Linked DNA regions of Homo sapiens: region 2 is linked to region 1. Evidence: chromatin contacts called from ENCODE Hi-C or POLR2A ChIA-PET data. All regions are on one chromosome and are shown on one strand. The core of a region is the stretch at or near the end of the contact, and the rest is flanking DNA. Distances in the headings are between cores, read along the strand shown.

Region 1 (3,579 bases), core at 634-3,133:
CCTATACAAGCTATCCCTGTTTTAGAGGACATTTGGGGACATTTGGCTGGAGAATCTAAACGTTAAAATTATCCCACTTTACTCCATATGCCTTTAGAGGATCAAAATAGCCTGTAGCATTTGGGTACAAATCCAGGCTCCACCGCTTATTATTCACTGTGTAACCTTGGCTGAGTTACTTTATGTCTCTGAGGTTGTTTCCTTATCAATAAACAGATAACACCTACTTCACAAGGCTGTTGTAAGAATTAAATGAGATAAGGTGTATAAAGTGGCAAAGAGAATATCTGACACCAAGCAAGTGCTAAAAAAGGAATCTGTTTCCATTCCTCCCCATCACTCCCCTTCACCCTTGGCTGTTCAGCCAAGGTGTTGGCTTTTCAAGAAATTGCCTGATACCCCGTGTTTGATTACAAATGTATGGTATCATTCCCACAGCAAGCAACAGTAGCTAAAGATAAAAGCTGTGACTACTCCTCAGCTGTGGACAGGTCGAATCAGCTCACAAATGACTCATCACTGTTGATAAACAATGTGTTCTTGGCATCAATAGTCCCTATCCTGATAAGCTTCAGCACCTCAAAGAGAAGAGCCCGGGGTTTGATGGTGACCTTTGGTTAATCCTGAACTCATACCAAACTGGTCTTAGGAGGGTCTCTGTCTCCTCGCACATGTCTCCAGTCACAGGATTCTCAGCGGGAAGGACTCCAGCTGAGCAGCTGCCTCTTTTGTCTTAGGGCTGAACCATCTCCTTCACTTGCCTTGGATTCCCTCAAGTCATAAGACTTCCTCAGCACAAGGCTAGACGCCTGTTCCCTGCTCACAACCGCCCGAAGCTTGTGCCCAACCTGCCTTTGGCAGCTTTGTTTGCTGGCTGACGCTGTGCCAAGGTGAGGTTTGGCTGGAGTGCTTTGTGGCTACAGGACAACCTTGGCTCAAGGAAAGGAGTAATCTTGCGCCACTGTCTGCGAGGCTTAAGTGTTTGCTGCTCTCTGCAGTTTCTGTAGCCCCTTCAGACCACCCAGAACCCACTCACTGGCACAGAAATTCCATGACAGGAATCTTGAGTCACTCTTTCATTCATACATGCCTGGTACCTTCTCAGTGCCTGGCACAGAGTTCCCACAAAGTGAATCTTTTTCTGAAAGGCCCTTGAGGACAAGAATGGTCTGTAGCTGCATTTCTAACCTCCTCAATTCTGGCACACCTCACACAATTATTAAGATCAAACAGGACAATAAACTATATGAGATTGGCATTGTCAACAGCCAGGTGCCCAAACTGAGGTTTTGTATGGTCTTAAGGAAATTCTATGTACTCGAGTTTACTTTCTTCTAAATTGAAACTGCTTTGGAATGAGGTATCTCTGGACCCCAGAGTAGGGCCCCTCTCTCTCAGTGGGTATGCAGTCCTCTTCTGCAAGAAACTAAACATCCTAGCCCCTCGGAGGGGACCCTGTAATGTGCAAAAGCCCCAGAAGGCCGTAGGCTACCCTGGAAACATTTCCATTCTCCAAACTCACCTTCAGGTTTTCTTCACCAGGGAGGTTTCTGAGATCACCTACAAGCACTGACATTAAGGCCAGGGAAGCTTTTTGGAAGGGACAAGTAGCTGGTCTCCATCTTGGGTCTTCAGGATATTGGATGAGACAAACAGGGCACCCTGAAATCAAAATCAGGGGTCCCTCTCTTTACTCTTCCCTTATGTCCTAACTGTTCCTATGTCCCCTGCCTTTCTAGTCACTCAAGGGGGGCTTAGTGTCCGTCTATCGCCGGAACTGGGGTCAACCTTCTCAGAAGATAAGGCATATAAAGAAAGCAAGGAGGAAGGAAGGAGAGAGAGAGAGGAAGGCTGGAGAAAAGTGAAGAAAAAAATGAAAAAAGGCTTGGGAAGGAGGAAGGAAGAGGTGAGCGGCTAGGGGAGGCGGAACAATGAAGGTCTCAGGCCGTCGGAGGCTCACGGTTCCGCCGGCACGTCCGTCCTGCCCGCCTCCAGCCGGCAGCTGCACGCAGCGCAGCGTGTGGGCGCTGAGTCACTGTCCCAGAACAGGGAGCCGCGGTGCAGGTCTGGGGGGTGTAGGAGGACGGCCCTGGTTGGCATCTGCAAACTGTTTCTTTCTCTCTTTTTTTTTTTCTTTCTTTCCTCTTTCATTAAGGCTGTGTGCTGACTCCCACGTAGGAGAACTTATTAAACCGCACGTACTGCTTGGCGGCGCTGGGCCTGTCTCAGCTGCCTGCAGGGGGCGCTACAGCCTCGCCCATGAGCCAGCGGCCCGCGGGCGCTCAGGCCCGGGCAGACCCGGGGTTACTAGGGGTTACTGGGTTTTCCGGAGGTGTCCCCACGCATTGCTAGGGCGGCTTGGAACTTTAACAACCGCGGCAGGCAGGGGGAACGCCTCTCTTAGAAGGCCTCAGAGACCACCCCAACTCTTCGAAGCTCGCTTTCGCGCCGGGTTCTGTGAGCAACCCTATAAATCTAGGACTCCGTTGCGCAACCCGAGAGTCCAGGCTCGCCAACCCACTAGGGCTCCCCCTACCCACCCCCCGCCGGCCGCCACGCCAGGCGGTGACCTCGGGCGTCTCCGCGAAGCCCTGATTCGCACCCAGGACACGTGTTCTGCGCGCCCCACACAGAGAACAGAGCTCGTGACAGCTCAGCCCGCTCAGAGTAGGGCCAGCACCTGCACGCGCCGCTGTCCCACCTTCCCAAGCCCGGCGGCGGGACCCCAAGGCTCCTGGGCGGGCCGGGACCAGGGCACCCTCCCTTCCTAGACGTGAGAGCCGAGCCGAGAGAATGAATCAGCATTGAGACAGTTTATTGGTTTGCTGTTCGCATATCACCCATTTTATGTAAATAGATTATACAGAGACTCGGTGTTTCCTTCTTCCACACAGGAGGTAATCAGTCTTTCTCTTTCATGCACACAAACACACTCACATTCCACGCGGCGAACAACTTTACACCTCGCTGAGACATTCACGTCTTAAAATAGGGGAGGACAATATAATTGCTTTTAAAATGCCCTTAATACAATATATAACGTACAAAAATATCTCTATATTTGAAGTTACAAAAAAAATCTTGACAGCAACAAACTTAAATATTGATAGTTACCTCTGTATGTACAACACGCATTGCACTTTTCCTCTTTAGGTTTTGGAAAGTTCAAGTAATAGTGAGGCTTGCGCCCTGGTGGGGTGACACGCCGTGAGAAATCAGTTTGTGGGCGAGCACGGCTGTGGCTCAGACCCCTGCTCCGGGGGTCTCAGCATTCATTTCTCAGTTTCTCCTCTCCTTAAGCCTGGCAAACACTCGGATTCTTCTGCACCCCGCCCCCTGGGGCACTTGCACCTGAGCAAGGCTAAGGAAGCGAAGCCCCCAGAAGGAGGGGCCCTTGCAAAGCCAGAGCTCGCCGCCGGACGGTGCCTCCCGGACTCAGGGTCTCCGCAGGGCTGTCAGAGCCCGGTCCCCACACCGCTCGGGAAGTCCTTCGTCCCGGGAGGCACCAGCGGGATGCTTGCGCGACTATTCCTTGTACCATGGGCGCCTAAATCCTAAAGAAAGTGGGGAGCACTTCCA
Region 2 (3,579 bases), core at 342-2,841, 1.3 Mb after region 1:
TCTCCATTAAACAGATGAGGCCCATCAGTCTGAGGCACAACTATGTATTTTCTCTAAGTCTCTGTACCCCCAAGGCCTTGAAAACAATTCGGAAGGAAGAGAAGGCCTATGAGGTTTCAGCTACAGCAGGCACTCCCTTTAGATGCCAAGCCTAGAAAACCCTAAACTGATGCCTAACTTGCAGCTGAATCACCTTTCAGCAATCAGATTCAGTGCCTCACCAACACATTTGATCCAGGGAGTCTCCAGTTTGTCCTTTGTCCAGTAGAAGACCCACTACAAAGCCTTGATAATTCATCAAAGTGACAGCACCTTCACTGGGCAGTCTGGTGAGAGGACATCTAGCCCTGCCACCCTGGTTCCTGTTGGGAACAGTATCAGATACGTTGTGTTAGATTCACATGAATCTAAGAATCACATGGGCGAAAAATATTGAGAGCATTCTGTTAAAACATTTCCACAAATTGGGAAAAGACCATCTTTAAAAATCTGTTGGGGCCGGGCGCGGTGGCTCACGCCTATAATCCCAGCAATTTGGGAGGCCGAGGCGGGCGGATCACAAGGTCAGGAGATCGAGACCATCCTGGCTAACACAGTGAGACCCTGTCTGTACTAAAAATACAAAAAAAAAAAAAGAAAAAGAAAAAGAAAAAAAAAATTAGCCGGGCGGCGTGGTGGCGGGCGCCTGTAGTCCCACCTACTAGGGAGGCTGAGGCAGGAGAATGGCGTCAACCCGGGAGGCGGAGGTTGCAGTGAGCCGAGATCGCGCCACTGCACTCCAGCCCGGGGGACAGAACGAGACTCCGTCTCAAAAAAAACAAAAAAATCTGTTTACAGAGGTAAAAACACGGGTATTACATGGAGCATAATTTGAAATCCATTCCCTCATATTCAGCCAAGAACTACAGGCCCAGAGAAGGGAAGTGATTTGCCAAAGGTCATTCAACAAATCCCTAGGGGCTGTGATGATCCGTGTCCTTGCCATTACCTCCCTTGTCTCCACTAACAAAAATATTTCAATGGGAGAATGTGCCGATCTAAGGCACTCCTAAAGTACTTGCTGAGAATGACAGCCCTGGGGAGACAGGTCGGCAGCCCTGAACAGGCACTGCCTTACCCGGGCGTAGTGCCCCAATTCGCCACCTCTTGGAGTCCTAGGCGGAGGATACTACTGGGGCAGTTGTTTCGCCAATTCCACATCTCCCGGAGCCTGGCCTGGCCCAGCCCAGCCCCGTCGCTGTGACCCACTTCCTAGCTGCAGGCTGGACCAAGGGGAGGCACATGGGGAGCTCCACAGGGAGGCCACGCCCACGAGGGCAGCTCACAGAATTAGAAAGCCGACGGGGTGCTGTGGTCAGGAGGCGCGTGGGCGGCAGGTTAGTACTTAAGGTGCAGAGACCACCCCCAACCCTTTGACTGGCGGTGGGCATCCCGGAAAGGCATGGCTCGGCCAATTCCAGCCCCGTTTCCACGCTCAGCACCCGCCCTGCCTGTGCGCGAACGGCTCCGGCCCGCACGGGTCGCCAGAGGCGACTGTGTGACACTCGGAGTTTGCTGGGGTCTCCGTGGGCGGGAGGACTTTCCAGCGCAATGGCGACTCCCTAAGCCCCGCAGCTTCTGCGCCCGGGAAAGATATCCAAGAGATGCAAAGCTCTACTGGGCCCAGGCTGCCACCCCAGAGGCCCCCTTCCGTCCCGGGGCCGGGGCTAGGCCAAGGCGGGCACCAGGACTGCCCAGCCTCCCGGCCCTTCGCACTGGTAACCGGTTCCGGGGCGGATGCTTTTTGCATCTGACCCGGCGCGCCCGGTGACGCCTTCGCGTCCAGACGGAAGTGCGGGCGGAGGATCCCCAGCCGGGTCCCAAGCCTGTGCCTGAGCCTGAGCCTGAGCCTGAGCCCGAGCCGGGAGCCGGTCGCGGGGGCTCCGGGCTGTGGGACCGCTGGGCCCCCAGCGATGGCGACCCTGTGGGGAGGCCTTCTTCGGCTTGGCTCCTTGCTCAGCCTGTCGTGCCTGGCGCTTTCCGTGCTGCTGCTGGCGCAGCTGTCAGACGCCGCCAAGGTGAGTCCCGCCCAGCCTCGCTCCTGACGGAAGCTCCTCCCCTACCACCGGCCTTGCGGAAACTGGGTCTGCCAACCTGCTCCTTGGCCCATTCCTGACAGCCATACGCCTGGCCTCACAGCTCCGGCAGACCCCCGCCGCCACCAGCCCCGCCCCTCCCGACTGCCCGGCGGCACTCTCGCCCTCAGCCCCGACAGCCTGGCAGGCAGCGCCCCACGGTCGTCCCCAGCCCCGACAGTGCCCACAGTCCGGACAGCAGCCCCCCACCGCCTTAACATTTCCCTTCCCAGCCCCGGCTGCACGCATCTTACACTTGACAACCTTTTCACCTCCGAGAGCCTTTAACTTTCCACCCTAAGCTCTTGACAGCCCACCTGCGCCCTCCGCCAGCCTCACAGGCCCCGCATGCCCCAAGCCAGAATGATAGGAAGCCCCCATCTGACAGAGCCTTCCCTGTCAAGGGCCGACTCAGCTCAGCTCACCCCTGAACACTTCCCTTCCTGTGGTGGGAACTTGCCCCTCCTGGCCTACTTCCCTCCCAATAGGGCCTACGGAGCATCTCTCACCTGCTTCATATTCTCACCTAACTCCCTCCACGAGTCCCTTGGTGCCTTTCTTGCTTTCTCTCTTCCTGATAATTTAGTGGGTAAGGGAAGAACCAAACTGCAAGAGAGGTGAGGTTGTGGCCTCCCTGGTTCGATTTCTTGACCTTCTAGTTCCCTCATACTGTTCTCTGGTGCCCCAGCTCTCCAGACCTGCCCTAGCTCCATGCATACCTGTGCTTCCTCTTTGATGAGCTAGCTCATCATTGGGGGAGAACAGAAGGGATTCACATTAGTATGATGGGAAAACAGAATGACATTGCGTTTTTAAAAATAAGAGCTTTAATTTATAATATCTTTAAATGTAGGAGTGGGGAAAGGTTACAGGCAGGCAAATGTTTTTGATTCAGAGATTCTTTTTGAAACCATCTCTACCTCCTACCAGAAACAGGGACAGCAGCACGTCTCCTGACTTTGAAAACATTGCTGGCACCCTCTGCATATCTTGCCTCATAACTTTATGTATTGTGATCATGTATTTATTTTTCAGTCTCCTTTACTAGGGTGTGTCCTGGTTATGGGCAGAAACCATGTCTTATGCTTATCTGAATCCACCTTATTGAGCACAAGATCTAACACAGAGCAAATGCTCACTAAGTGGTTGCTGAATACGTTTGTGAATTGTCAATAGCTCTGCCAGACATATCACTGTATATAGGAGGAGTGGGCAAGGTCCTCTGGGGAATGATAAGCCACTTCCTTCTCAAACAGATTCCCCTTTGCTGAGGAAGCATCTCTTCTTTTCTCTATCCAGATACTTAGTCACCTGTTCCTCCACCTCTTGAAACTTGTTTTGTTGGTAGTTGTTCTGTCTGTCAACCAGGAATTAGAAGCAAAGTTTCCTGGGAAGAGTATACTAAACTGATCTCAGAGTCAGGCTACTTCCTGTGTGTACTTCCTTTCTAGTTGTAGGTGGGTGC

The links. Hi-C counts contacts between places; a loop is a spot of excess contacts on that map. ChIA-PET counts read pairs that join two places held with the same protein, here RNA polymerase II (POLR2A). Pooled maps may share reads with other maps.
Region 2: a map of CD4-positive, alpha-beta T cell shows a loop between it and region 1 (2.9-fold over the local background). The contact joins the promoter of TMEM9B-AS1 here to the promoter of CAND1.11 in region 1. A Hi-C loop is called at or near these places in 1 of 168 maps with a recorded cell type or tissue (CD4-positive, alpha-beta T cell), 1 of 37 single-sample maps with no recorded cell type and 7 of 50 pooled maps. POLR2A ChIA-PET finds 5 or more read pairs at or near these places in 4 of 52 experiments (A549, CD4-positive, alpha-beta memory T cell, PC-9 and 1 more).

Annotation. Positions count from the first base shown.
Region 1 is chr11:10,306,617-10,310,195 of GRCh38, reverse strand. CAND1.11 (a long non-coding RNA gene) reads right to left here and starts at 1,883. Exons shown (of 4, transcript NR_103765.1): 1 at 1,523-1,883. ADM (adrenomedullin) reads right to left here. Exons shown (of 4, transcript NM_001124.3): 4 at 2,799-3,579. The coding sequence ends at 3,555. RefSeq lists an enhancer at 2,013-2,282 and silencers at 2,783-2,882, 3,220-3,514.
Region 2 is chr11:8,962,687-8,966,265 of GRCh38, reverse strand. It overlaps TMEM9B-AS1 (TMEM9B antisense RNA 1), which reads right to left and starts at 1,591. Exons shown (of 5, transcript NR_073431.1): 1 at 1,118-1,591; 2 at 222-362. It overlaps TMEM9B (TMEM9 domain family member B), which reads left to right and starts at 1,824. Exons shown (of 5, transcript NM_020644.3): 1 at 1,824-2,057. The coding sequence starts at 1,953. RefSeq lists silencers at 1,631-2,130, 2,171-2,360.